3 separate regions of the Homo sapiens genome follow, and regions 1 and 2 are each linked to region 3. A link is a loop called in an ENCODE intact Hi-C map of the cell type or tissue named here. Cell type or tissue: Caco-2. All regions are shown on one strand. Each heading gives the region's core, and the rest is flanking DNA. Links, peaks and the distances in the headings are about the cores only. Region 1 overlaps KRT39 (keratin 39). Region 2 overlaps LOC107985072 (a long non-coding RNA gene). Region 3 holds the start of KRTAP3-1 (keratin associated protein 3-1).

Region 1 (10,281 bases), core at 1,207-3,706, 51 kb before region 3:
TTGTCTTTCGAACTGTGCTAAAATTACACTTTCCCTCCCCACGAGCCCCTTTTCTGCTCTAGCTGCTGACTTATGCTGAACTGTCATAAAACCTTAAATTTCCTCCTGTGGCTGTGTAGGATACTTATTTAGCCTCCTAGTAAAAATCCAGTCTCCTTATTGCCTTTAAAAGTTTTGACCACATGCATACAACCAGCAAATGGTTTTACATTCTCTTATACGAAGAAGACACTTAAAAAAAAAAACAAAACTGCAAGCCTTCGAGTGGCTAACTCCCCTCTTTACTGTGCAGCTTATAATCATATATTTTTTAAAACCATGAATGGCATGGGGGATATTTTGCTCTCCATAGGAGGAAGGCATCCTACTTCTAGGATAAACTGAAAATGGCACTGCTGCATCAGTTCAATCTTAGCTTGAGTCCAGTGAGATTCCTCAACCCTAATTTTGTAGCTCGGAGCAGATTTTAGTGTGGATGATATATATCAAGGTCCACCTGGGCCCAGCACTGAACCAGAAAGAAAGGAAGAAGGTATTGATGGAAACGACATGTGTCTAGGTTTAAATATAGGGAATAGGAATGCCCTTCTGCAAAGCACCTTACAGTTTATGAGACCCTTTCACCATTATTATTCCATTTTATCCTTGCAGCCGTGTGGTAGGCAGGGCTTATATTGTTATATCCTATTTACTCGAGGTCATACATGCCCAGGCTGGATTGAGACTCCGTCCCAAGGTTTCTGAATCCCAGTTCCATGCTCTTTCCACATTTTCATCCTGCAGCCTGAGATAGTACGCAGTTAACTACTGACCGGAGGTACTCTGCCCACTCAGATGAGAGAGAAATTATTGATTTAAAAGAGGTCATTCTGGGAGTTCTGCATTCCACTTGCCTAGTGTAAGTTGCTACTTGTCTGGAGGAAGTAAATCATCAAGCTGTAAGTTACACAATGCATGTGTCTTTGATGTGGGCATCAGGCATTATTGACTCATTGATATGCGATACATACCCTAAGAACTGAAAAATGCTTTATTGAGTAGAATTGTGGGCCTGATCACAGGAAATCATGTTTTTTTTTCTCCTAAAAGTTAAACACTATTAAAACTCCAAAATCATGACTGGATAACTAAATTCATGAAGAAAGAATTTTAAAATGAGATAATTACAAAAATAGGTCTAGGGCTGTAGCTAAAAGCAAAACTTACATAAAAATTACATTGGGTGGTGCTTTTCAGCATTCAAAGCAGTGTCACATAAACAATTTCATTTGATCATCACAACAACCCTGTGAAGTAGGCATGATCCTCATTTAACAAACACAGAAATTAAATTTGATGAAGTCTAAATGTTTTCCCCAAGGTCACAGCTGGGAAATGCAGGTGTAGGACTTCAGGCCTTTTGACTACCCATCTGTGTTTGATTTTGAATTATTTCTTAAAACCTCTGGCAATGTCCAATGATTATTGTCAGGAATGACTTACATATTCTGAGACTATCCTGTAAGAAGCTGTGATGATGGCTGGTATATAAATGATGCCTTCTCACATTGGGACTGCCTTGCACTTACAAGCAGCAATTATTCACTATTGCTTTTCTGCAAAATGTGTGGATATTATGTCCATTTACTCTGATGGATAGATTGAAGCAGGAATCTAAGCTATGTTTTTCTTTGTCACTCTTCACAGGGAGGGGAAGAAGGGTTATTTCTTGAGAATTCCAGCTAAATGTTCCTTGTCAAACAATCAGAACAAACTCCCATTCCCTAAAGAATAGAAAGAGAAATAGCAAATGTTTAATGAAAAGACCCATGCTATTTCTTCAAAGTGTTCTAGATTCACTCCCCACAACTTATCTGATTCTCAAATAAAATATTTGGAGAGCCTAATAGGTCACAAAGTTTTGGAGACCATGGACATTTAAAAAAATATCTTTGGAAAGGTAAAGTATGTTAGTATAGATAAATCATAATTAAGACAGCAGAGTTTAATAGGATCCATACTCGTGACTATCTACACAAGTGAATTAAATATTAAAGATCTTTTCCCCTATTTATACTGTTCCCATATATGTTTCTTTCTGTATCCAAAGACATTTAGAAGGGAAGGTTGTAGCTTTTCACCTTCAGGTGCCGGTGGCCAAAAACAACCCTAAACTTGTCTGACTGGCTCTAAGGAGGAATGTCGGTAAACAAGGCCTGAGTAAACAAGAGAGAGACCTGCCCATCAATCACCTGGGTAGTCAAGCAATGTAGGCCATCTTCCTGGGTGCTTACAAATCAGTTCCCATCCCTCAGATAAATGCAAAACATCCTTCCAGAGAAATGTAATTTATTATCATGTTAGCAGTGGTGAGTTAGGGAAGGAGCAGAATAAAAGATATTCTACCTAGCAATGGGGACCCGCTGTAGTAGTAAGAAACTAAGTACCTTAAGGGACTGGGGAGTTTTCTTAAACCTCTCTGGCAGGAGCATGTATTGGCCTCTGTTTCATAAATGTGGGTCATTTTCATCACCTTGGGATGTTAGACTTTGGCAGGTCTGATGATGAAACAAGGCTGCACATGCTCGTAAGAAGAAATGACCTTCCCATCCTTAATCTCCTTGGTGATGGTGCAAATTTTAACCAGTATCCGGGACAGGGGTCCGCAGGCACTGCAGTGCTCCTTTAAGCTGCAGGGGGATGAGGATGTGCAAGCTGGGGCCGTGCTTTCTATGGCTCCGGACTTACAAGATGTCCAAGGGGAAGGCTCACATTTGGTGGCACGTGGGTAACAGGGACGCCTAAGGAAAAAAAACACAATTTTAGCTGTGATTGAGGGAAGGCGATGATGGTCATGGAGAAAAATGATTGTGGCTAATTTTTTTAACACGTGTTGCTCAAGACAAGTACATACTTCTAAATGCTTATTCATTTATTTTGTACTGTAGTTACTGGAAGAAAAAGAATCAGATTAAATCCATTGGAAATCAGCATCCTAGGTTTAGAAGTATTCGATTATGTAAGTTTCCATTAGTCAATACCATCACATTGTGGAAAGAATACTGCACTAGCAGTCAAAAGACTGAGGCAGAGACCAGCTCTGTCCTTTACCAGCTGGTGACCTCAGCTAAGTCATTTAACGCACTCAACCTTTAGTTTTTCATCTGCAGAATGGATATAATGGAAACTAAACCCACAGGATCAACAGTGATAAGGAACAAGTTGAGGGCATTATTATCCGAGGAATGGAAATTAACCAGATATTTTTCTCATTGAGGAGTTAGTCATACTAATAGTGGTGGCCTGAACCCCAGCTATGAAAGAGTCCTCACTGTGTCATCAGGAAGCTTCAAAGTGCCTTCTGGCTGTCTATGCATAGTTTTTAGAGAACTGAAGTAAAAAGCAGTTCATAGTAAACACTCTTTTTATAAACATAATCTTTCTTTGATGATTCGAGGTATTTTGGTATATGATCACAGCTCCTAAAGGTGACAGCATTGATGACCATTGTGCTCACATAATGTGGTCATGCCAATTAAAAGAATGCTGTGAAGAGTTCACTGATTATTTTCGGGAAGTAGGTCTCCTTTGCAATTGTAACTAAGTCTCTGGGGTTTTAGTTTGGACTGAGTTGCTTCAAAGAACTCATCCTCCATATATGTTTACTTATGGGTTGGTTAGCTTCTTATTGCTTACAAAAATTATAACTTTTATTTTTTAAAAAAGATGCTAAAACATACATGTGTACATGCTTCTGTTGGCCTCAAGGACTAGTGGCTAGATAGGGTTAGGGGTTTCAGCCTGAGCAGAATGTTCCTCCAAAGGAGCCTGGGTTGTTTTGTACAAGCTCATGAAAATCAGACGTTCATCTCAGTGGGGAAACATCTGTAATGGTCACCAGGAATATTCATCTATGGGGAAATAATTTTTTCTCTAGTAATTTTTAAAACTCTAAGAAGGTAAGCAACCTATAAGAAATTAACCTGGCCCATGGGCTCTTCAGAACAGCTCAGGTCAGCCAATGCCTCAAATTTGGATAAGGTTACAATTGCAAGTCTTCCTCATGGCACAGCTTGAGAGGGTGTGTGGATGCCTCTGTCCAAGCTCCCCATCACTGGCAAGAAGGTCAAACAAAGCACTTGACCCCTGTTGCCAGTGGCAGTACATATATCTGCGTTCATTTACACTTTTTTGTCATAGAAGTTGCTGTTATTTTACATACTTGCCATCCGAGCTCTCCAGAAGGCTGCGGTATGTGGTAATCTCACATTCCAGCCGGGACTTGACGTCCAGCAGGATCTCGTATTCTTGGTTCTGTCTTTCCAGGGCACACCGGATCTCTGCCAGCTGAGCTTCCAGGTTATCAATCAGACTCTGGATCTGGGTCAGCAAGGCCGTGTAGCGAGCCTCTGTCTCCGTTAGGATGCACTCTTGGGAATCTCTCTACCATGGAGAAGGATAGTAGGATTTATAATGACTCCTTTAAGCCCAGGTCACCTGTGACCTGTATCATTTAAAAAAAATGGTTTCTTTGTGACACTACTGATAGATCTCCAAGCACTTTATTTATTGTTTCCTAATCAAATAAATCCAAAACCCAAATGATCAACTATGCTAAAATCTGCTTTCCTTTATCTCTTCCCTCTTTCTCTCTTTCTCTTTTTGCTTCTCTGTAAGTATTTGTTTCACTTTCTCTTTCTTGACCAACCAATAGTCTCGCACCACACTTTCCTACTTAGGAGAGAAAAAATAATAACTTAATGCACACCCAGGCATTAAAAATGCATTACTGGCTGGGCGCAGTGGCTCACGCCTATAATCCCAGCACTTTGGGAGGCCCAGGTGGGTGGATCACAAGGTCAGGAGTTCAAGACCAGCCTGGCCAAGATGGTGAAACCCCGTCTCTACTAAAAATACAAAAAATTAGCTGGGTGTTCTGGTGGGCACCTGTAATCCCAGCTACTTGGGAGGCTAAGGCAGAGAATTGCTTGAACCCGGGAGGTGGAGGTTGCAGTGACCCGAGATCGTGCCACTGCTGTCCAGTCTGGGCGACAGAGTGAGACTCCATCTCAAAAAGAAAAAAAAAAAAAAGCATTACCATGGCACTTCATTCAGTGAGTGTTCGTGTCTTAAAAAAGGAAGGAAGCAATGTTTTACCATATACAATTTATCCACCAGATCAATTCCTTTATATGTAAAATATGAAAGTTGAAACTGATGAGTAAATTTCATTCCTGCTCTATCATTCTGTAAGTCTATGGATAATGATGGGATTTTAGGTTTTAATAGCCTATTATTTGCATGATTATCCCAATTTTTATAGATGAGAAAACTGAGGTTCAAGTGGTTCAATATGTTGTCCAAGGTCACATGACTAGCTGGTGACAAAACCAGTGTGGGGCAAGGTCTTCCCAAAAGCCTTCACATCAGAGCATGTAAGCAATTCTCTACTTCAGAGAGGCATTATCATGAGACAGAATGATACTGGCTTTGGAATCTAAACTCTGGCTCAGACTCTTATTTCTTTTGTGACTTTGGATGAGTTTCTTAATGTCTCAGGATCTCAGTGTCTCTATAAAATAGGTGGGCTGAAACTTACCTTGGATTTGCTTGGGAAAATCACTTTAGCTCTTGGAGCCTCATCTGTAACATTCGTTAATAATTATGCCACCCCCCCTCTTAGGATTGCTTTATAAATCTCATGTGATAGCTTGTAAAAATGCTTTGCATATAATAAAATGCTCTCCCAGTGTTTCCCAAAGTGTACTTCATGAATCATTAATACCATGAGATGTTCTAAAAAAAGTGGGGGGATCCACAGTCAAATAAGTTTTGGAATGCTGAATACCATATACCCCCTTCCTGGAGATTCATGGTGTATATTAGCTTATTAATGGCTCACAGGAAGGCACCCTGTTTAACCTTGGTTTAGTGCAGCGTTTCGTAGACTTATTTGGCCACAAAGCTCTTTTTCAGCCATAGACGCTTTAACAAATGAGGAACTATTGTTCTGAAAGACACAGTTTGGGAAATACTGCAGCACACAGGTGTAAGGGACTGTTTCCATCTTTGCTGAGCTAGGCTTGGTCAGCTTGCTCAGTACCATTCGATGCTGGGCCTGCAGTTCAACCTCCAGAGTGTTCACACTGCGTCTCAGTTCTATGATCTCCTTTTGGCAGCATTGCTGCTGTTGAGAGCTGGTCACCACTTGTTGATTCAGCTCCTCTATCTGAAACACACAGCCAGAGACTGAGAATATTATGGGAGGAAAACATGACTTTGATTAAAGGGCCCTAGAAATGCAGCATCAGCTTATTGTTTTTGACTTTTCTATATCCCCCACCTGCGTGTTGAACCACTGTTCCACATCTTTGCGGTTTGTCTCCATGATGGGCTCATATTGACATCTCATTTCTTGTAGAACCTGGTTTAGGTCAGCAGAAGGGGCAGCAGTCACTTCAATGTCAAGTCTCTCCCCAAGCTGACACTGTAAAGAATTGATTTCCTAAGGAAAGAAAAAGACTGTGAAGTCACTTGGTGAACAGATAACCCCTTTGTGTTCTTGTTTCACTCTAACTGCTACGATTTAGCTTAATTGTGTCTAAAATATAGCCCACAACAAAGGAATACATGATTTACAGGTGTTATTGAGATGCTATAAAATGATTTAAGACTCTTTCAGGTAGGACTGTGTGTTTAAATGTGTGCAAAATTAAAAAAAAATGAGTAGCAAGACCAGAGTTCCAAAAAATTTAGATCATTTCCAGGGCTGGATAATGGGTGAAACAGGATAAAGGTGGAATTGATCATGAGAGATTATAGTCTCTATGGTGCAAATACGGGATTGTGCCAATATTGACTTGCACCAATATTGACTTGTACCAATGGGAGGTGGCAGAAGCCTGTATAGGGATGCCTACAAACATGGGAAGACTGTAAGGACAGAAAAATTGGGTTCCTTCTTGTAGAAAAGCTGGAGGGGATGTTGGAGGCCTTTCTTCCCCTTATGGCTCCAGATATTGTGTTGGAGCCAGTGGATTTGAAATACTACCTTGAACCAGTGCTAGTAGCAGTAGGTATTTTCAGGGCTAAACCAGAGTAGTACGTAGCAGTGGTTTGGCTCTGTGTCCCCACCCAAATCTCATCTCGAATTGTAATTCCCATAATTCCCATGTGTCAAGGGAGGGACCTAGTGGGAGGAGATTGGATCATGGGGGTGGTGTCCCCCATGCTGTTCTTAGGATAGTGAGTGAGTTCTCACAAGATCTGATAGTTTTATAAAGGGCTCTTCCCCCTTTGGTCTCTCTCTGTCTCCTGCTGCCAAGTGAGATGTGCCTGCTTCCCCTTAAGCCATGATTGTAAGTTTCCTGAGGCCTCCCCAGCCATGTGGAACTGTGACTCAGTTACACTTCTGTCCTTTATAAATTACCTACTCTCAGTTATTTCTTTATAGCAGTGTGAGAACGAACTAATACAAGCGGGCACACCCTTTGTCAGGTGCAACTCAAAGGAACTGATGCTACTTTTAGGGACTTAGCTTGTGATTACTCTATTGGTCTTTGTCTCACCTCTTTGTGGTTGTTCTTGAGGCAAAGGAGCTCCTCTTTCAGAGACTGGACTTGTGCCTCTAGGTCGGCCTTGCCCAGGGTCAGCACATTCAGGATCTGCTTGAGGCCATTGGCATCTGACTCTACCAGCTGGCGTAGAGACACCTCAGCTTCGTATCTTTAAAAACCAGATGGGAAAAGAGAGACATCTGAAAGGAGATGATGCAAACCAAGCCAAGCAGAACTCTCATCTGCATTTTGCTCTGGGCACCTCACTTAGTGTATTTCTATTAGAAGTTTTATTCTCTTTGGAGGTGAAACCATTTGATATAGATCATAACTTAATTATTATTCCCAAATTAGTTTGCTAGGGGGATCTACATTGCTGTTCTTTGAGATATGGGAATTTATTGTCCTTCCTCTGCCCCTAGTGGCAATGCAATGTAAGTGAAGAAAGCACTGGATTAGGGCTCAGAAAACATGTGTCCAAGTTTCGGTTTTGACTTGTGCTAGTTATGCTTACCTTTGGGTGAGTAACTTAGCCTCACTAAGCCACAGATTTCTCACCTTAAAGAGAGTAACAATATATTAGTCCTATCTATTTTACTGAACTATTGTGTAGGTAATCAAATGGGTTCACAAGTTAGAAACTATAGGTACTGTATACATGTGAGCAGTTATTAATCTTAATCATTCATTGAATTTGAAAGTCTTTTCTGGGCTTGTGCCAACATCATCTGGGGCAAGAGGGTTAGTAGACATGGGGACAATTTTGTTGAGGGCATCTCGGTCAGACTCAGGGTGAGCTCTGTCATTGATGACGGTGTTGGGTGGGCTTACTTGGCTCTCAAGTCATCTGCAGTCAGTTTGGTGTTGTCAATTTGCGAGACCAGTCTGGAATTCTCGGCCTTGGTACACAAGATCTAGAATTAAGAGATTGTACACACAAATGAAGCAAACACCAAGATTTCCTTCTTTAAGAACCAAGGGGTTTGTGTGTGTGTCAAGTAACAGGGGAAGGCTAAGTAGACTTTTTATTAATCTTCATAGCTATGCTCACAAAGCTTGGAAAACTTCAGAAAGTCAGATTTCCTGTTATTTTCCTAAAAGATCAGCAAAAAGTACTTAACTAGAAACTTTTAAGTATTTTTTTTGTTGTTGTTGTTAAAAAATCCAGGCTGAGAGCAGTGGCTCACCCATGTAATATCAGCACTTGGGAGGCTGAGGCGGGCGGATCACGAGGTCAAGAGATCAAGACCATCCTGGCCAACATGGTGAAACCCTGTCTCTACTAAAAAATACAAAAATTGGCCGGGCGCAGTGGCTCACGCCTGTAATCCCAGCACTTTGGGAGGCCGAGGCGGGTAGATCACGAGGTCAGGAGATCAAGACCATCCTGGCTAACACGGTGAAACCCCGTCTCTACTAAAAATATAAAAAAAAAAAAAATTAGCTGGGCGTGGTGGCGGGCGCCTGTAGTCCCAGCTACTTGGGAGGCTGAGGCAGGAGAATGGCATGAACCCAGGAAGCGGAGCTAGCAGTGAGCCGAGATCGCGCCACTGCACTGCAGCCTGGGAGACAGAGCGAGACTCCGTCTCAAAAAAAAAAAAAAATACAAAAATTATCTGGGTGTGGTGGTGCGTGCCTGTAGACCCAGCTACTAGAGAGGCAGAGGAGGGAGAATCGCTTGAACCTGGGAGCTGGAGGTTGCAGTGAGCAGAGATCGCGCCATTGCACTCCAGCCTGGTGACAGAGTGAGACTCCATCTCAATAAATACATAAATAAATAAATAAAAAATAAAATAAAATCCATCCTAAATTTATATAAATACCATGATCCACTAGAATGTCAACTCCATGAGGGCAGGGACTTTTTAAAGGTCACCAATATTTTCCCAGAATCTAGAACAATGTTTGGCCCAATGTTGTTGCTGCTCAGTAAACATTTGTTGAATGAATAAAACTGAATAAATCCAGATATGTAGTAGCAGAATACGTCTGTGCATAACAAACTTAGGTTTGGTGTAGAAACAAACCAAGCAATGTGGAGATGATAACATAAGCATAAAAGGAGAAAAAGGTGGTGATGGTTGAAAAATGGATAAAAACTAAATTGCTTAGAAACTCATTAAAGCAAAATTTATTTTCTCTGATCTCTGTTTCCCTATTTTTATTTAAAAAATGGCAACAACTTGCTGTTAACATCTTTTGGTCCTGAGTCATCTAGTTATAATGGTAGAGTGTATTTCTGGAGAAAGGAAACACCATGAGACTCTTCTTTTTGTTTCTGATTTTTAAAGACATAGTCTCACTTTTGTCTGGGCTGGAGTGCAGTGGCAGGATCTTGGCTCATGGCAGCCTCAACCTCTTGGGCTCAAGTGATCCTCCCACCTCAGCCTCCCAAGTAGCTGGGACCACAGGCATGTGCCACCACGCCCATCTAATTTTTTTTTGTGTGTGTATGTGTGTGTGTGTGTGTGTGTGTGTAAGGATGGAATTTCATCATGTTGCCCAGGATGGTCTAGAACTCCTGGGCTCAAGTGATCTGTCTGCCTCAGCCTCCCAAAGTGTTAGGATTACAGGTGTGCATCACTGCGCCTGACCAGAAATACTATCAGACTCTGAATGCTGCCTCAAGATGACAATTTCACTCAAGAAATTTTTCTATTCTTCAAAAAAATTTTCAGCATCAACTGAACAAAAAATATTAAAGTTTAGCAAATAACTGTTGCTTGGAAACCATTAATTCACAACA
Region 2 (10,281 bases), core at 7,139-9,638, 59 kb before region 3:
CCGGGCTTGGTGGTTCATGCCTGTAATCCCAGCACTTTAGGGAGGCCGAAGCAGGTGGATTGATCACCTAAGGGTATGAGTTCAAGACCAGCTTGGCCAACATGGTGAAATCCCCGTCTCTACCAAAAATACAAAAAATTTGCTGGACATGGTGGCGTGCACCTGTAATCCCAGCTACTCTGGAGGCTGAGGCAGGAGAATTGCTTGAGCCTAGGAGGCAGAGGTTGGAGTGAGCTGAGATCACACCATTGCACTCCAGCCTGGGTGACAAGAGTGAATCTCCATCTCAAAAGAAATTTTTTTAAATTAATTATTATTTGTTGAGACAGGGTCTCACTTTGTTGCCTGAGCTGTGGGCAGTGGTGCAATCATGGTTCACTACAGCCTCAACCTCCTGGCTCAAGTGATCTTCCTGCCTCCACCTCCCCAGTAGCTGGGACTTACAGGCGTGCATCACCACACCAGGCAAATTCTTTTTTTAATGTTTTGTAGAGACGAGGCCTTGCTACGTTGCTTAGGCTGGTCTCAAACTCCTGGGCTCATGCAATTCTCCTATCTTAGCATCTCGAAGAGGTAAGATAAAAGGCATGAGCCACTTCACCTGGCCTCATTAACTTTTCAAAGGAGTATATAAGTTTAAAAAGTCAGGATCCAGTGATGTAAAACTTTAGTTTCCTTCCCTGTTGCCATTGAGCTCCTCCTTCTCCCTTTCTCCTCCCCCTCCTTCTCCTTCTTCTCCTTCTTCCTCTTCCTCCTCCACCTCCTCCTCTTCTTCTTCTCCTCTTCCTCCTGCTTCTCCTCTTCCTCCCCCCCTCCCCTCCTCCCCTTCCTCCTCCCCTCCTCCCTCTCTTCCCCCTCCTCCCCGCCTCCTCCTCCCCCTCCTCCTCCCCCTCCTCCTCCTCCTCCCCCTCCTCCTCCTCCCCCTCCTCCTCCTCTTTCTTCTTCTTTTTCTTTCTCTTCTTCTTCCTCCTCCTCCCCAGTCGTCATCTTCTTCTTCCTTTTCTTCTTCTCCTTCCTCCTCTTCTCCTTCTCCCTCCTCCTCCTTCTTCCTTCTTCCTTCTCTTCTTCTTCTTCTTATCCTCCTCCTCCTTCATCTTCCTCCTCCTCCTCTTCTTCTCCTCCTCCTTATCCTTCCTCCTCCCCCCTCCTCTTCTTCTTCTTCTTCTCCTTCTCCTTCTTCTTCCTCTTCTTCTTCCTCCTCCTCCCCCCTCGTCGTCATCTTCTTCTTCTTCCTTTTCTTCTTCTCCTTTCTCTTCTCCTTCTCCCTCCTCCTCCTTCTTCTTCCTTTTCTTCGTCTTCTTCTCCTTCCTCCTCTTCTCCTTCTCCCTCCTCCTCCTTCTTCCTTCTTCCTTCTCTTCTTCTTCTTCTTCTCCTCCTTCTCCTTCCTCCTCTTCCTCCTCCTCTTCCTCTTCCTCTTCTTCTTTCTTCCTTTTTTACTTTGCCATAGAGACAATACTTTAGGTTCACTAAAATTTTTGCAGTTGTGGGATATTGATTCAAGCACCTGCTCATTTAAAGTGGTTGGCTATATTTAAAATGTTTTTATTGCTTTTTATCTCATACCCCCAAACTGTGCATTTCATCTCCAATTTCATTATTGGTTGAATTCCACAGCCACAAATCATATGACTTAAAATCTTCTAACTTAGTTATTAATTTTATTGAAGATTTCCTTTAGGGGTACTCTGGTTTTATAAATAGACTAATATGACACAATTCCTACTTAAAAACTATTTTAAATTTTTATTTTAATAGTTTTTGGGAAACAGGTGGTTTTCAATTACATTAATGAATTTTTTTGTTTGCAGATGATGCAATCTATTTTTTTAAATTATTATATTTTAAGTTCTGGGTTACATATGCAGGTTTGTTACATAGGTAAACATGTGCCAGGTGGTTTGCTGCACCTATCAACCCATCACTTAGGTATTAAGCCCAGCATGCAATAGGTCTTTTCCCTACTGCTCTCCCCACCCGCCCTCCCCTGAAAGGCCTCTGTGTGTGTTGTTCCCCTCTCTGTGTCCAGATGTTCTCATGGTTCTGCTCCCACTTATAAGTGATAACATGTGGTGTTTGATTTTCTGTTCCTGTGTTAGTTTGCTGAAGATAATGGCTTCCAGCTTCATCCATGTCCCTGCAAAGGACATGATGTTGTTCCTTTTTATGGCTGTATGGTATTCCATGATGTGTATGTACCACATTTTCTTTATCCAGTGTATTATTGATGGGCATTTGGGTTGATTCCATGTCTCTGCTATTGTGAGTAGTAGCTGCAATGAACATACATGTGCATATATCTTTATAATAGAATGATTTAATATTTTTTTGGCAGGCCACCAGGTCTGTTGGGGTGATATCCAGTAGCAGGATTGCTGGGTCAGATGGTCTTTCCAGTTCTAAATCTTTGAGGAATTGCCACACTGTCTACCACAATGGTTGAACTAATTTACATTCCCACCAACAATGTAAAAGCATTCCCATTTCTCCACAACCTCACCAGTATCTGTTGTTTCTTGACTTTTTAATAATCACCATTCTGACTGGTGTGAGTTGGTATCTTGTGGTTTTGATTTGCATTTACCTAATTATCAGTGATGTTGAGCCTTTTTTCATATGATAGGTTCTTTAGTGGTGATTTCTGAGATTTTGGTGCACCCATCACCAGAGCAGTGTACACTGTACTCAATGTGCAGTCTTTTATCCCTCACTCCCTCCCACTCCTACCTTTAAAGATCCTTCAGCCTCTAGATCCAACAGTTTAGTTTTATTTTGTTTGGCCTTTCAGTATTCTGTCAAATGACACAACCTATTATGTGAGGGTCTGCTCTGGGGTGCTTAGGAGCAGTTACTGATCTTTACCCATTTATACCTAGAATTCAGAGTTGCCAGTGCTCAGGAGACAAAGCAATTTAGCACCATCACCAGTAGAGAAAACCTGGTTGTCAAGATCTTTTCACATAGCTGCGATGAAGTCATCATCATCTGAGTGACATACTTATCATTCAGTACCTTGGTATAAGCCTGAGAAGAATGGGTTGGCCTAGCCCATCATACTGGTAGTTGATCCTCATTTATCATTATCACCTTCAGAGAAGGAGGGCACCTCCTCCCTCCTTCCAGCTTCCTTCCTTTTCCAGCTGACACCAAACCTTTCTGAGGAGGCAAGTGATGTTTCAGCTAGATAACTTCTTTCAAAGGACTGCCAGAACACTCTGACTTAAGCCTGGTTTTAGAAAGATCCTTAAATCCTTTTGCACTGCCTCTGTGCAAAAGGCCTGTGCAGTGATTTCATTCCCTTAACACAACAGCAGGAAAAACAGATCCCTGCAAATGGGTGGGAAGTGCTGTTGCAAAGCTGAAACGACTTCACTCTTCTTTTTCTCCTTATGATTATCTTAATCTGATGGACATGATAGGTAATCAAATAAATCCTTTACACAAAGACCGTTGTTGTTAGTGATCCTGGAATTAACCTGCGTGTTAGCTTTAGTCCTCGCTGGGCGTTACTTTCTTTTGCCTTAGGAGGAGATGTTTTGAGTTAGCTGTGGTGTTGGTAGCTGAAACATCATCTCATGCAATTTGCTGAAGTCTTGTCCTTATAGGTTTTACCTTTAGCTCAGTGTGGTTCATGTTGCGGCAGGGCAAGGGTATGCAAGGCTGTTGGAAGGTCCTTGCTCCCAGCATTCTTCCCCACTTGATAGTTGTTGCTGCCTGAAACTCAATCATGTATTTGTTTGGTTCACTCAAATATTGCTGCTTCTTCTTCGTTTTTCTTTCTTTCTTTTTTTTCTTTTTCTTGAGACAGAGTCTTGATCTGTTGCCCAGGCTGGAGTGCACTGGCGCCATCTCAGCTCACTGCAGTCTCCACCCCCCAGGTTCAAGCCTCCCGAGCAGCTGGGATTACAGGCGCCCACCACCATGCCCTGCTATTTTTTGTATTTTTTGTAGAGATGGGGTTTCACCATGTTGGCCAGGCTGGTCTCAAACTCCTGACCTTGAAAGATCTGCTTGGCTCAGCTTCCCAAAGTGTTGAGATTACAGGCGCGAGCCACTGCATGCGGCCAATGTTGCTTCTTATTCAGAAACAAACCTTAATACATTGTTCACACAAAAAACCCATTGTTTGCCTTTTCATTCATTGAACAAGTATTTACTGAATGCCTACCCTGTGTGGAGCAGAGAAGGTGAGGAGGAGGGCAGGGTGAGAGGACGCTGGTGGCGCACAGGACACAGGGTCGTTCTGGGCTTTCTCAGCTCTGCTGAGTATTTTGATCTTCAACACAAGAGATGTGGAAAATGAAGATTTTAAGCAGGGGAGTACTGCACTGTGATCTTCAAAAAGATCACCCTAGCTGTCTCATGGAGAATGAATGAGGGTGAGAGTGAAGTGGTGGGGATGGCCAGGAAGGGACTGCCCCTGTCCAGAGGAGAGACAATGGAAGTTTGCTTGTTAATTTTGATTGACTTAGTAAGATATTCAGGGATATTAGAGTAAGAGCACAGCATTAACTACTTTTCTGCCGTGAGAAAGAAGACATAATAATAGTCAATAATAAATTGACTATTATTATGTCAATAAATTGACCCTGTGGTGTGTATATGCTGCATTTGTTATTCGAGAGGATTGCATAATAGACACGGTGTCTATTATGGTACCTTAAACTGTATATGTTTGATATGTGTCCTATTCAGTAGGCTTTTAGACAGGGAGTAATCATATGTTTTGCCAAAATATTTTTTTGTTCAAGGCTCTCAACTTGCTTTATGGACAAGTAACTACCACGATGGACTTTTTCTTATGGATGTAAGAACTAAGGCAGTGAAAGGAGGAAGACTTGCCTAAGGTTGTGCAGTGAGTTAATGGCAAAGGGGCCCTAGAGCCCACTCCCTACATGGCTGCTGGTTCGTATTTCACCCATGTGCTTACAGAGACTTTACCCATGTGTACAGTGTCTTCTCACATTTACTTCTAGGTTTCTCCCTTCTATATGCGTGAATGCTGTTCTCATTACCTATTTTACTGCTCGTAGATTACTAATCACGACTCGATTTTTAGTTTGCGATACAGGTTTTTCTTTTCCCTTCCCTCCTTTCTTTTGGTTTGGAATATTTGCTTTTCAAAGCTCTGTTATTCTAACTAAAACTTTTTTTTTTTTAATTTTTGAAGATCTTCTTGATGGTGACATTTTCTGCATCTTTGTTGCAGTTTGGACTAGTGGGAAGGATTTTGGGCTAGGGGTTTAAAGTCCACGCTCTACCGTTAACCCACCCACCTAGCAACATTAACCTCTCTGGTCTCAAAGTTCTTACCATGAAAATGAGACTGCCAATAATTTTCCTTGTAGTTTAGAGGGTTGTTGTGGGGAGCAAGTGAGTTAATGTACATACATAAGCTTTGTGATCTACATGTAATATATATACATTAGCTATGTAATAGGTGTGTACTTTACATACATGAGCCACATAATTGGTATGTAACAAACATACTTGAACTATGTAATTTTCAAGCAATGTACACACATGATACATGTAATCTGTATGTAATATACATACAGAAGCTATGTAATAGGTCTGTAGGGTACACATACAAGCTTTGTAATCTGTAGACTGCTGTGCAGAGATGAGGGCAGAGGAGGAGAATGATTAAAAAACACCCGTATTCCACCCTGAAGTCAGGATCCCACAAGTCTGGACAGAGGGGAGACCGATGAAGTTGTCAGGAAGTCACAAGGGCTAGATGAAAAAGTCTAGCCTAAAAGCTATAATTCTGTCCCCAGGTGAACTTAAGGAGAAACAGGAACTTCAGGAGTTTACATTTTATAAACTTAGTCCATGTAAAGCTCAGTCTAGATTTATGCTGATGAATACCCTGGTTACCAGCTGTCAGTTCACATCCCAATTCTGCCATTGCTACCCAGTTCTTCAGTCTTTAATTTCCACAGCTGTGAACTGAGATTAATACTCAGCCCTGATTGATGGGGTTGTTGTGGAAACGAAAGGAGATAATCTATGCATTATACATTAAAAAGTACTCAGTGATACTATTATGAAAATGTGTCTGTGTGTGTTTGTGTGTGTATGTGTGAGTGTGTTAGAATACTCTATTTTAGCTAGGTGAAATAAGCCTATATCTATGTTCTGGTTTTGGATACTTTTGCTGAGAAGTCATATATATTTTTATAGAGTGTTCTAAACTTACAGAATTTATTTTAATATGCTTTGTGGCTTTTAAAATCTCACTTTTCTATATAAATTATATCCTAAACATAATCCCCAATTTTTTGTTTTGCTATATTTTATTCTTACTATTATCATGTTATCTGTTTAAAGTTATTTTAGGGCAGGCACTCTTTCCACCCTAGCAGTGAACTCATAGTTCTTCCCTAGGAAGGCTTGAGTTTCCAAATACAGGTAAAAGCCATTTCCAAATGCCTTTGGTTAGGTCCCACTCTGGTCTTTTCCTTCTAGCTCTGTCAATTAGGGAATAAATTATTGCAAAGTGTATATTGGTTAAAAAAAAAAAGGAGGAAGAGGCAGTTTTTCATGACGGTTAAAAGTGCAGGATTTGGAGTCCCATGGTCCTGGGTGTGAATCCTGGCTGTGGCACTAACTATCTGTGTGACTGGCTGTGAACCTCTCGTGCCTCACTTTCTTCATCTGCAAAATGGGTAGTTGTATAGCAAATGCACATAGAGAACACTTAACACTTTGGCACATTGGAAGCACTCAGTAAATGTTAATTGTTATTATTGTTGCTCTAAAGAGATGACCCCACAAGGTTATGGAGTATGTTTACATCTTCAAACTATTAGTTAAGATATAGCCTTAAACATATGCTCTCCTTATGTCAGAATGTTCCCTGAGGGTTGAAGTACAACCGGGAAGCTTGATTGGTTCGTGAATTTAAACACTCGTGACTTTATTGCTTACTCCAGTTTTGGTTTTGGGGTTTTAGAGAGATAATACATGGGCTGTCTCTTTTCCCCTCCCTCTCTCTGTTTCCTTTGGTGTGGGAGGAAGAATAATGGTCCCCGAAGGATGCCCAGGTCCTAATACCCAGAGCCTGTGAATAGCTGATGTTACTTGGCAAAAAGGTAATTAAAGTCACAAGTAGAATTAAGGTTGCTAATCAGCTGGCCTTAAAATAGGGAGAGTATCCTGAATTATTCAGGTGGGCCCAAGATAATCATAATGTCTTTAAAAGTGGAAGAGGGGCTGGGCACGGTGGCTCACGCTTGTAATCTCAGCACTTTAGGAGGCCGAGGTGGGTGGATCACGAGGTCAAGGGTTCGAGACCAGCCTGACCAACATGGTGAAACCCTGTCTCTACTAAACGAACGAACAAACAAACAAACAAAAAACCCCACAAAAATTAGCTGGGCATGGTGGCACATGCCTGCATGCCTGCATGCCTGCACACCTGTAATCCCAGCTACTCCGGAGGCTGAGGCAGGAGAATGGCTTGAACCTGGGAGGTGGAGGTTGCAGTGAGCCAAGATCGCGTCACTGCACTCCAGCCTGGGTGACAGAGCAAGACTCCGTCTCAAAAAAAAAAAAAAAAAGGTGGAAGAGGGAAGTAGAAGATTCAGTCAGTGTTGGCGAAGGAGATGTGATGAAGGCAGAGTTAAGGGTGACGAGATGGCTGATGGTGAAGATGGAAATGGTGGACAAGCCCAGGAATGTGAGCAGCCTCTGAAAGCTGGAAAAGTTTGGCAATAAAACAAATCCCCCCCAGGACCTCCAACACTTTGATTTTAGTACACTGAGTCCCAAGTCAGATTTCTGAAATAGAGAACAGTAAGATAGTACATTCGTGTTTTGTGTTATTTTGAGCCATGAAATGCATGTCACTTTGTTACAGTGGCAGTAGAACATCGTAGTGTCTGTGTGTTTGTGGGGGAAACATCCAGTAGGAACTCTGGTGATGGATTTTTGCTGAAGATTTGCCAGGTCTGTCCTGCAGACCCTGGCCGAGCGTCGGATGAAGGGAGTACTGACAACACAGGCGTGCAGTGTAAGAGCAGCTAGGGGTCTGCCGGCACTTAGGGCCAAAGAAGAGAGCAGCTGCGAACAGCTGAAGCTGCTTGCTTTTATTCAGTACAGACATAATGCCGAAAGCCTGGAGCAAACACAATCTGCGGGTAATTAACATTATTGTTCCCCTTTTCAGGGAGCAGTCATGTGCACAGATTATCAAAGGTCGGTTTCTGGACAACCTAAGTAAACAAGCCTGTTTACGATAAATTCCCCTACACCTCCTTGTACCTACTCCTTGCCCTCTGCCTCAGGATCAGAGAACAGCTGCCTTCAGCTTATTCTCCCCTGAAGCTATGCAGAGCCTTCTGAACTTTCAGAAGGTTTGCATCCTTTCCCTATAGTTTCTCCCACCACTCTGACCAATCTCCTACAAAGATTAAATCAAGGTGAATAGAATGTGTTTTCCATGTGATTTATAAAACATATTTTCCATACACATACTTAGTCTAGATCTTTAATTATTAGCGTAACAGCAAAGATGGTTATAGTTACTATATTTCATAAACCCTAAAAAGGCAAATTATAGGTGGATTTTTAAATTTTCAAATTAATATATATGATATACCTCAGAAAATTATAGAATTTAAATCACATTTAATTAAACATTTTACAAATAATTTTTACGGAGAAGCATAAAATTACATAAAAGGAAGGCTGTTCCTGAAGATCCACGGCACGTGGGAACCATCATTAGGGCAAATGTGAATATGTGTCTTTTATTTACAACCAAAGCCTATTTCCCTCCTGATCTCACCCTTTGTCCACAGCTCGTCTTTCATCCTTAATTATTATTTACTACATAGTCTTTGTGTCATTACTACAAAGAGACGGTGCTGTAACTGGGACGCTGGACACGGTCCCTGCAATCTTAGTCCCACTGTACATTCTGTTCCATGTAAGTGAGCTCCAAATGACCTCTTGGTTCTTCTTACTCTGCAGCCACAAAAACATATCCATTTTGCTCCTTTCTCTTTCTTATTTTGTCTATTTCTCCCAGTGCCTCTCCTGAATACACTAATATAGCATCTTCTGTTTTTTTCTGAACCCAACACGTTTGATTTCATTTCTGATTACCATCCCTCTAATTATAATTTGTAGCCTTTCTTAAAAGGGACCCTGTGGGGGTGGGGGGGGGCAGTGGGTGTGGTTGCTCACACCTGTAATCCCAGCACTTTGGGAGGCCAAGGCAGGTGGATCATCTGAGGTCAGGAGTTCGAGACCAGCCTGACCAACGTGGAGAAACTCTGTCTCTACTAAAAAAAAAAAAAAAAACCACAATTGTCTGGGCATGGTGGCGCATGCCTGTAATCCTAGCTACTTGGGAGGCCAAGGCAGGAGAATCACTTGAACCCAGGAGGTGGAGGTTGCGGTGAGCCGAGATCGTGCCATTGCACTCCAGCCTGGGCAACACGAGCAAAACTCTGTCTCAAAAAAAAAAAAAGAAAAAAAATGGAATCCTGGGGGTGGACTTTGGATATTTCATCCTATCAGCCTTGTGTCCTGTTACTCTTGGGATGGGTCAAAACCAGGAAGTCCCCTGCAGCTTTGGCAGCCCACAATTGCTGATGAAGCCACAAATTGTTGGAAACATGAATATCCGGCATTCATTGTTTTGAGCCTATGCTCGCCATGAATATGAACTAGTTAGAAATGAGACCTACACTTTCCCAATGCTTCTCCATTCAAGACCTCTTGGCTTTATATCTAGTAGAGCAGGGCTATACTGTGCCAATCTTCTAGCAATAAACTTCACACAAATCCAACAGCCTAATTGTTGTGGTTAGAATGAGAAGAGATGAAGATGCTGTTGAGTTAGGTCATCTGGTCTCCAAAGCAGAACTTCACAAGGTGATACTTTCTTGTGAAGTCACAGTGGTCTATGTCTGTTCTTAGGCTGGTGGGTTATTAGTGCACCAGAACCAAAGGGATTCTCAGGAGCTGACTCAGAGTAACCTGACTTTTAAGTGCCAGATGAAAGAGACAGAATGCAAACTTATTAATTTAACATTGAAAGATGATCCATTTTGCAACCACAGAGTTCCCAACTGCAAATCAATGCACCTTCTTTGTTGTACCTAAGAATTAGAGAAACCAAATTGTAATATGAAGGCTTTTGTCAAAAATGGAACTAGAAGAGGGATATGGGGTCTTGAGGAATGAGGTTGAAAAACTGCCTCAAGTCCACACGTGCTTAGATGGTGTTCATGAGTTCAGTGTTGCCCCTTCCTGGATTGGGCTGGACAC
Region 3 (10,281 bases), core at 2,591-5,090:
AGCCAATATTTCTTCTCTGCTGACACTGCTAATCAGTAAAGTCTGACTTTTTAAAAAAGGTTTGTTCTTAACTTAGAAACACGGATACCTTTTTTAATACTCATTGTATACACTCATTTTATTTTAGACTATAATCACCACAGAGAAAACAGAGAAAACAACAAAAGATACAATTGACAGGGATAGTAGAGAATATATTGTCAAGTGTCATATACTTTCTCCTGAATAAAGAGAGCCACCTATAGTCACATTTCTCTTTGACATATTGCTGTCTGTGGGGAAGGTGAGTGCTTTGGTGTAGTGGAAAGAGAAGGGACTTCGGACTTAGTTTGGGGTTTAAGTCCTTCTCTCTCACTTATGATTTATGTAACTTTTGCAAGTAATTTAGTCTTTCTCAGCCTGAGTTTCTGCACCTGTTAGTGGCCTTTCTTCACCTGTTAGTGATGCAGGGCAGGGGAGCCCCAAAGTGGGGCTTAGCCTGCAAGGGTTCTTGGCTTTGCCTAGGGAAGAATTCAAGGGCAAGCCAGAGGTAGAAAACAGCTTTATTGAAGCAGCAGTGTTACAGCTCTGTGATTGCTCCTGCAGAACAGGGCTACCTCTGTAGGCAGAGAGTAGCAGCTCAGGGCAGTTTTGCATATTTCTACCTACTTTTAATTAGATGTAGATTAAAGAGTGGTTTGTGCAGAAATTTCTAAGAAGGAGTAGTAAGTTTTAGGTCATTGGGTCATTGCCATGGAAAGGGGTGGTAACTCAGGTGTTGCCATGGCAATGGTAAATTGACACAGCATGCTGGTGGGCATGTCTGATTGGAAAGCTGTTTCTGTCCCCATCCTGTTTTAGCTAGCCCTCAATTTGGTCCAGTATCTGAGCCCCGCTTCTGGAGTAGAGTCCCACCTTCTACCTCATTAGTATGTCCAGTAGATACTCACTCAGTGTGAGCTATTCCTAATGAAAGCAGTAAAAGTAATGAGGTAGAATGGGCTTGGTTAGTTGCATGGGGTACTTGTTACTTAGAATGCTTCTGGATGATCTAGAATCATAGAATGTTAAAACGAAAAGCAACCTTAGAGATGGTGTGATCAACCAACCCATTTTACTGCTTTAACACCTGAGACCCCAAGAACTTAATTGACTTGCTTAGGGCCACAGAGGCAGCTCAAGGCAGAGCCAGGACTAAAACAACACATCTTCTGGTTTCCAGTTGGGGATTTATAACTAGGCCAGGGCCCGTGAATGCTAAAGACCATGGTAGTAGTAATAGGAACTTCGAGTTATTTTAGGTATTAAAAACAAACTCTAATTTTTATCCCTTACTAGCATGTATGAAAACATGAAAATTCTTTGTTTTTGACTAGAAAAAAGGTAACTTGGCATGGTAACAAAGGTTATTCTATAGTAATCCTAAACATTTAATTGATATTTATAAATGTATTTATGAACACAAATGAAGGAATTAATAAACATTTTTAAGAAAGCCATTTGGGAAAAATACATATTTCAAGAAATAAAAAGATGCCCAACCTACGTATCCATCATCCAATGAGTGGATAGAGAAACTGTGGTATGTATACACCATGGAATACTACTCAGCTGTTAAAGGGAATGAAACAATGTCTTTTGTGGCAACTTGGATGGAGCTGGAGGCCATTATTCTGAGTGAAATGGAGTGGGAAATTACAGGAATGGAAAACAAAAAACCATGTTTTCACTTATAAGTGGGAGCTAAACTAAGTATGCAGATGCATATGGAGTGATATAATGGACTTTAGAGACTCAAAAAGTGGAGGGTGGGAGGGAGGCCAGGGATAAAACACTACACATTAGCTACCATGTATACTCCTTGGGTACGGGTGCACTAAAATCTCAGAATTCACCACCACTATATAATTCATCCATGTAACCAAAAACCACCTGTAACCCAAAAGCTACGGAAATAAATAAATAAATAAATAAATAAATATTTTTAAAAGATGTCTTTTGGTGAGAAAGTTGGGAACTTCCATATGGCAGTAATGGTGAGAGTCTCTCATGTGTAACAGGTTGATGCTGTGGACACGGTGGTTTCTACACTTCAGGGCATCTGGTCCTCACAATAATCCTGAGACAAAAGCAGGGCAGAGAGTAATAACAAGCTAACTGAGCCTGTAGGAAACCAAGCTATAGGTAGGAAACCACGCTATAGGTAGGAAATCACTTTAATAACAGGGAAATTGAGACTGAGAGGGAAGCAATTGGCCCAAAGGCCAAAGGCAAGTCCAAAAGTGTGTGTGTGTGTATATATATATATATATATATAATCACAATACCTTTATTTTTTGCAAAGACCTAATTGCACCTAGATTTTTCTAAGATAAATAAGGACATGAATTAGTGGTTATCGTAGTAGTTTTGTTCTAATAGAAACTGTGTGTTTTTGCTCTCAGAATTGTGTGACTATTTCTGGTGTATAGAAAATACTACACTGTAGTCTGATATTTTAAGCATATTTCAATGTCATGATATTATATGTCACTTAGACTAGCAAACTTCTAATCATAGTCATGACTAATGTAAACCAATGTAAGCCCCATTTGAGGAATCAATGAATACTCGATAAATGCTAACATTAATTAAAAATGGATTGTTTTGGAAGACAGCATATATGAAGAAATGGATATATACACTTCTCAAAATTGCTTTGCATTTTGAGCTCAGAATTTCAGATGACTGTGAGGACTAGGATAATCAAATTATTTATACACACCAGCACAGTGATCAATTCATTTAGTCAATTAAGGAAGAAAGAAAAATCAATGTCAGAATCAATGGAAACTAAAATCAAGTATTTTTAAAACATTCTGTTAATCTCTAGACTCTAGCATAGTGCTTGCACAGTGGATGTCTTCCAATAATATCTATTAAATAAATATCTGTTAAATAAAAAGCTTCTATAAAATGAACTACCACATTTTTTACTTTTTAACTTATCACAAATAACCAGTATCTATTTTTTCGATAAATTCCACTATGAGAGCTCTTATTCTGTTGGGGTAAATCTTGGATAGTGTGATAACCTACTGTTCAGGTTTAGGTAGGCATTCCACTTTCCCTAATGGGAGACATGAAAATAAATAATCACAAGGTCATATTTGCTAAGCCAGAATAAAGTTTATTAACAAATGGTCAAAATGGTTATTTCTCAAAGAGTGATGAAATAGCCTAAAAGACAGAAGGGAGGTCTCCAATGGTACCCAAATGTGCAAATAATTAAGAAGATTCATCAAGACTTGGCCCCGGGGATTGGGATGGCCTTAGCCTTGATGTAGGCAGTAGTGAGTGCTGAAGCCCAGATGGTGCAGAGGACATTGGGCAGCCACCTCACGGAACCTGTGCAGACTCGGCTGGTTAACAGCGGGGCTCACAGGGACTCTCACAGCCAGGCTGAACATAGGTGGTCAGGTTGATCCCACTCAGTCCGGGAGTCGGGTGACAGTTGTTGAGCAGCCAGCAAGTTGGCACATAGGTATCAGGCTTGCAGCAGGGTGGGGGGCAGGTGTCACAGCAGATGGGCTGAAGGAGGCTGATCTCATGTGGGCAGGTGCTGGGTAGGCAGACTCCACAGCGGCAGCTTTTATCAAATGAGCAGAAGGTGGTGGCAGGGCCGGTGGGGACGCTGCAGGAGCGGAGAGCACAGCAATACATGGCAATGGGAGGTGGGTTTTTGTTGAGTTGAGAGAAGTCTGTTGGTGTCTCGATGCTCCTCTCTTCTGCTCTGGCTCTTATATACCCATCTCCCTGGGCGTCAGCCTATTACTGAGGGTTTTTCCCCCATGTTTCAGTTTATAGTTATTTCCATAAAAAATGCCTAATTACTTAAGTGTTTATTACCTAAGATACACTGCTCACCTCATAAAAGAGATTTAGGTTGTTTTGTTGTCAAATTAGGACTATTCACATTGCCAGTGTGTCACTACACAGAAATCTTCATTCCAGTCTTCAAAGGTACCGGGCCATTATCTTCTAATCATTATACCCTCACTAATAATGGCTCGGTATGCCAGGCATCTGCAAACGTTTCCCACTTCTTTTGTTTACTTTTCAGATGAAGAGGACAAGTAAGCTTTTTGTTTGCTGTTCTACCAGTGACTACAGGTTCTATGTGATCCTTTAGGCCCTCAGGCTGAAAAAGTGATATAACATTTTAGATTTATTATTTGTGGCTCCAATAAACTGAATGAAGATGAATGGATAGAATCTATAGAGAAATAGATTTTGGTTTTGTGTAAAGAGGCACTTTCAAACAGAGCTATAACAAATCGTTTGTTCTGCATTCCTTTCAAATATGCTCTGAACAATAACTTGGTAAGAACATGCAGGTGGGAATGAAGACCTTCATGGGTGACAAAGATGGGTGTCCTTTAAGCTCCATCCAACTGTGTTATAAATGGAGATTATTTATAACCAAAAGGCTGGTTGTATTGGGCCATTCAGAAGCTAAATGATGCAGTATTTACCAGACTGAGTTCCATGAACACTGGTTCCAAGGGACTTGAAAGTGTTTTCTGGTAAGTAAGTTTGGGAAATGCTGAATTCTTCATTGTTGGGCCTCTCGGAGCCTTTAATGTGCTAAAATGCTCTATGACTTTTCAATACAGAGATATAGCATATATTTTTCTCCAAACTTACTTGACCATGGACTGCTTTTTGTTTGTTTTCAGAGATTAGCTCTATAGGTCAGTGCTTTATGAAACATACTTGGGGAGATTTAGCAACATCTTACAGCAAGCTTGTTCAACCTGTGGCCCAGAAAGGCATTGAATGCAGCACAACACAAATTCATAAACTTTCTTAAAACATTATGAGATTTTTTTGTGATTTTTTTTCTTTTTTTGCTCATCAGCTGTCATTAGTGTTAGTGTATTTTATGTGTGGCCCAAGACAATTCTTCTTTCAATGTGGCCCAGGGAAGCCAAAACATTGAACACCCCTGTCTTACTTCCAGGCTCTGTGGTCCAGAATAGAGACATTTCCGAGTTTCATCTAAACCACTAAAACTCTAAAAATAAAGTTTTAAAAGTAGATAAAGGTAGAAAATTTAGTATGATGATTTAGAATTACTTTAGAATATGAAAAATACTAAACTGGTAAAACCTTTAGAAATGGCTTACTTAGAAAGGCTTAAAAACATGTACATATTTTCTTGACCCATTTTTTCAGATAAGATGGCTCAAGTTCTAAAGTAGAAAATTGCACAATGCAGAGGAATCAGAAGCCAAATGAGATGCAAATCAACAAGATGTTGGATTAAAAAAATGCTTAGCATGAAACTGCTTTCTTTTTAGCCATTTTCTTATTGGAATGATTTTGCAGTTTTGGATTCCTATGCTAGAATTTACATCTCTCTTAGATATTTACATATCAAAATTAGAATTTACATATAAAATGCTCATTGATTGAACACCTGTTGTATGTTGGGCATCATGCAAAAAGTCGCAATAGGCTCCTGCCCTTACAGGGGTCATAGAGAAGAAGACAGACACAGAGAAGTAAACCAGCAAACAATAACAAAGGATTGTACATTTAGATTTTCCAGGTTATGATATGAGAATTTAGAGGTAGAAGCCACAGACTTCTCCTAGAAAACTTAGGAAGCCCTTCACAAAAAGAGAACATCTGTTTGGATCTTGAAGGGTGAAAAGGAGCTGAGCAGATAGAAATAAATAGGAAGGAGATTTCAGCCATTGAAACAAAATGCCACAGGGCCCCCATGGTATGACAAAAAGTGTTGCCTGGTTGAAGCATAGGTTCTGAATCTGTTGGAATGAAGACGGAAAGGTGGGTTAGTGCCACAGTATGAAGAATTTGTACTGTGCTTAGTATCCTACACTTAGGATTTTGAACTTTATCTTGTAGGCAATAGGCATTATGTAAAGGTTGCTGAACAGGCATGTGACATGACTAGATTTTGGAAGGATACTGTAGTTTTTGAGGGAAGGCTCATCATGGTTATCATTGCCACTTACTAAGTATTAGGTAATGTGCTGAGTGCTTTGCATGCATTATTTCATACAGTTCTTACAACAACCTTATGATGATGTATGCAATGATATTATCCTTGCCCTTTGACAGACGAGGAACCTGCAGCATAGAGAGGCTAAGTAGCTAGTGGGTGAGTAGCTGGCATTTGAAGCCAAGCAGTATGGCTTCAGACTCCATGGTCTTAATCACTGTGCCAGATTCCCTCTTGCTTTAGGGGTATTGTCTGACTACAGTGCAGAAGACCCTCAAGATTAGTTGAGTGTAAGATTGGTAGGAAGGATGAGGCCAGGTCATTGAAGGTCTTGGGACCACAAGGGGAGTTGAGTTTAGAGCTATTTTCTTAATCAAAAGACTATGCTGTAGAAAGGAGGAAACTTGAAGACAAGGACAATAATTAGGAAACTATTTGGGTGTTCTAGGGGAGTGAGGAGTGTCTTAGAAGATATCATAGTTTTGTGGGAATAGAGAAGTGGGAGTTACCAGAGATTTCTTATCACATCATTCAGTTTTTAGGGACCACCATCTGGGTGGTACAGCAGTTTCCACAATAAAATTAATATTTTTGTTTTTAAGGTAATGGGAACACTAATCCTCTGCTAACACTTTTCATGGATTGGATGTATACCATGTGTCAGGCATGGTGCTAAGTATTATTGTGCATCTTCTTCCTTACATCTTACAACCCTTTAAGATCACTATTGGGTACACTATTACTGTACCCATTTCCCAGATGATGAAACCAAGAATAAGGATATTAAGTAATGATTCTAAAGTCACACTACTAGTGAACGATGGCTCACCTAATAGCAATAGTTTGCACAAAATCGATATTTTTGTGGAATTAAATTTTATATAATTGTAGATTATGCTCATGTATTTTTTAAATTTATTAATGCCCTCAACAAAATGTCTAAGACTATGCTAGGTGCTAAGCATAGAGCAATAAACAGGTCAGATAAGGTCCTTGTTGTCAAGTGGGAGAGACAGACAATAAGAAAACTAACAAATGAATAAATAAGAACTCCAGAGAAGTGCCAGGGAGTGTATTACCTTAGTTAGAGTGGTCAGAGTGGCTGGACTATAGTGAAGACAAGGAGCGTAATAGGAAATGAGGTTACAGAAGGTGGCAGGTGGCAGGCCGTGTAGGATTTTGAAGGAGTATAATAGGAAATAAGGTTACAGAAGGTGGCAGGTGGCAGGTGGCAGGCCGTGTAGGATTTTGAAGGAGTATAATAGGAAATAAGGTTACAGAAGGTGGCAGGTGGCAGGCCGTGTAGGATTTTGAAGGAGTATAATAGGAAATAAGGTTACAGAAGGTGGCAGGTGGCAGGCCATGTAGAATTTTTTAGTTGTTCTACACAGTTTAGATTTTACTCTAAGGGTGTTGAAATCCACTGGATGACTTAAAGAAGGGAGTGATAACATTTTCCTTATGTTCAAAGGAAAATGAACTACAGCAGAGCAAAGTGGAAACTGGCACGACTAGAAAGTGTGAGGATAGACAGTTGATGCTAGTTTTTGATGAACTGTTAAGAAGTGGTAGAGTTTGGAAGCCCTTTTGAAAGTGGAGATGATAGGTCATGCTGATTGAGAGGATGTGTGGAGCCAAGGATCATGTCTAGGTGTCAGATTTACTCGTAGAAACAGCTGCTGTCTGGGGTGATAGGAAAGGGATTGGAGATGAGTTTAGTTTGGGACCTACAGACAAAGCATCCTGAAGCCGTGAGAGGGAGCAGAGCTGGACGTGCAGATTTGGGAGGCTCCAACATACAGGAAAAATTTTGCTTACAATGATGTGCCTGGACTGAGAACGAGATAGTCACTTTTATGTGCGTTAGTCATGTTTTGCTGTGAGCCACTTTGTGCCTTACGAATATCCATCTCCCAACAACTCAGTGAATTTGTGGGTGGCTGTTGGGAAACACCTTCCACAGTGTCACCTCCTGAGTCAGCAGGGATGTTAGGAAGCTTCACACCTTAGGGCCACTCAATTTTCCTAAAGCCTGTTGGAATTCTTCATCCCTTCACAAAAGCAGGATATAGAAACCTTTAAAGTTTGTCATCCTAATAAAAATGTCTAGTAAATAAAAACATTTGGTCTTCATTTCCTGAATTGCATGATCTTTGAAACTGCCAGTGCATTCCTTTATAGTATAGATTGAAAGAAAGAATGGCTGGTATCAAGGCTGCCATTGACATCAATTTATTCTTTGTTTACTTTGCTATATGCTGAAAATTCATGCAAAGGATTCTGGGCTTGGGTTAAATGGTGAACTTTGGGAGTGTTTTCCAGTTGCATCAGATTTTTTTTTTTTCCAGTTTGTGGTTATAGTCAAGCCTGATATATCTCATCACCTTATTAGCTTGCACTGAAAATTACCCCCAAATTGAATTTCTTTTAAATGGAAGTAGTGGTGTTTTCCACTTGAGGACATCTGATAGTCTCTATAATTGTCATCTGGCAACATGCAGGGCTGATCTCATAGCTTTCAGTCCCGTGGCACATGCAACATTCTTGCAAGTGATTGCTTAGCCAGCTGGCTGGAAGTGTTACCTATTTTTCCTGGGAACCCTAGGCTTTCAGTTTAATTCTTATGTATTATTGTAGGCTGTGGAGTATACAGATAGTAACAGATAATTCTTTATGATTAACTAATATATAAAAATATGTGTTAACTAAAATTAATATGTTTAGGAAAATAGACACTCCATAAAATTTGAGTACCTACTATATGCCAGGCACTGGTAAAATAAAATTTTCAGCTGCCTACTATGTGAAGTATTGAGATATTTAAACTTACAATTATTCTAGAGTAAGCTTTGGAATTTTCATCCTTGGAATTATTTTCTAACAATAGTTGTACTTTATAAATTTATTTTGAATCAGAGACTTTTTTCTCCATTGATTAGATAAATCTGACTACTGTATTGAATTGAATGACCACTGATTTTCCAAAGAGCTCCTGCAGTACTTGAAATTTTTTGAAGAGACTTAATTGTTATGTATTTAAATATTAGCTGACACTATGGCTTTAAAATATACTTTGAGTTTTTAGCTTATTTTACTAAACATATAGTTGGCTATATGGTAAGGGCAAATTCTCATACAGAATTTTCTGTGTGACAGATTTTTTTAAAAGTGCACTACACGTATCATGTCATTTAATTCTTACCACAGCCCTATGAGGTTGGTATTAAAGCTATCCTCTCTTTCATAGCTGAAGGAAACTGAGGCATAGAGTGGTTAAGTAAGTTGCTCAAAGTCAATAGCTGGTAAGTGATGGAATTAAAATCTGAACCAAGGCCACCTGACCCCAGAGTCTGCATTCTTAGTCACTATACATTAGTTTATAATTTCTCTATTATTGATTATTGCATTTTTCAAGAGAAAATATATAACTTGGTTTATTTCAACCTATCTCTGTTGAGCACCTGCTGTTTGCTTTGTACTGTGCTAGGAGATTTAAGGCATTCAAGGACAAGCAGGACATGGTGTACTCTTAAATATCTGAGAATTTACTGGGATTCGCAGGGTACACAGGGCTTGAATGCAAGGCAGAGGAGTAGGAAGGCATTCCAGCTATAGGGAACAGCAGCAGTAAATGCATAGAAGTGGAAAAGAACAAATGGTTGTTAGGAAGCCATGAATAGTGCGCTGTGTCTAGAGAACAATTGTGTGAGATAAAAGCAAGATGTAGAGTCTTGACCCCAGGATGAGGTGTTTGAACTTGAATTAAGTAGACCCATGGAGAACCACTGGTATATATTTTTCTAAGGCAGGAAGTTACCTCTTTAACTCCGTCATTTGTAAATATGGCTAATGTTACTATCACATTGATAGGATGTTTAAAGAATAAATTAAAGAAAGCATTAAAATGTGCAATGCAGTGCCTGGAACATAGTAAGTCCTCAATAAATGATTCTAATAGGTGTGATTGTTGTTACTAAATAAGCAGAGGGAGGCTGGAGCTTTTTTCTTCCCCGTCATTTTCAGGTATTCTTTCTCTCCGACGATAGGGAATCTAGGGCTAAATTTGGGAGTTTAGCTTTTAGGTTTCCCACGCCTGGAAAGCCTGCCTGTTGATAGTCTTCATTATAGTTTTTGTAACCAGTGAAGACCCCGCCTCCAAAAAGCAAACTGTGCCCCTCGACCTTGCTTTGCTGGAACCCTGTGAGATCACTGGTAAGCAGTGTGCACTCCTCATGTCCCCTCTACCACGTTGCCTTTTTCAGGAGGCAGTCATCACAAACGCCTAGCAGGAT

What was found. Hi-C counts contacts between places; a loop is a spot of excess contacts. Peaks named below come from ENCODE experiments on the same cell type or tissue, not always from the same donor. Only the 100,000 strongest peaks of a DNase experiment are listed, where the experiment ranks them.
Region 1: a loop joins it to region 3, with 6 times the contacts of the local background. A loop is called at or near these places in 3 of 110 quality-filtered maps.
Region 2: it touches region 3 in a loop (6-fold over the local background); 2 of 110 quality-filtered maps call a loop at or near these places.

The regions. Positions count from the first base shown.
Region 1 is chr17:40,956,080-40,966,360 of GRCh38, forward strand. KRT39 (keratin 39) reads right to left here. Exons shown (of 7, transcript NM_213656.4): 2 at 8,367-8,449; 3 at 7,548-7,704; 4 at 6,323-6,484; 5 at 6,083-6,208; 6 at 4,202-4,422; 7 at 2,338-2,780. The coding sequence ends at 2,522. All of the region lies in intron 1 of LOC107985072 (a long non-coding RNA gene), which reads left to right. Among named protein-coding and RNA genes, the nearest start is that of KRT39, 5.7 kb to the right of the region's middle. RefSeq lists an enhancer at 456-1,655. In Caco-2, for the core only: no CTCF peak of the experiment used is centred there; DNase peaks (open chromatin) are centred at 2,192 and 2,546.
Region 2 is chr17:40,941,486-40,951,766 of GRCh38, forward strand. The region is part of intron 1 of LOC107985072 (a long non-coding RNA gene); the gene reads left to right. Among named protein-coding and RNA genes, the nearest start is that of KRT23, 9.0 kb to the left of the region's middle. In Caco-2, for the core only: no CTCF peak of the experiment used is centred there; a DNase peak (open chromatin) is centred at 8,116.
Region 3 is chr17:41,005,394-41,015,674 of GRCh38, forward strand. KRTAP3-1 (keratin associated protein 3-1) reads right to left here and starts at 3,735. Exons shown (of 1, transcript NM_031958.2): 1 at 3,128-3,735. The coding sequence starts at 3,681. The coding sequence ends at 3,385. In Caco-2, for the core only: no CTCF peak of the experiment used is centred there; DNase peaks (open chromatin) are centred at 3,588 and 4,038.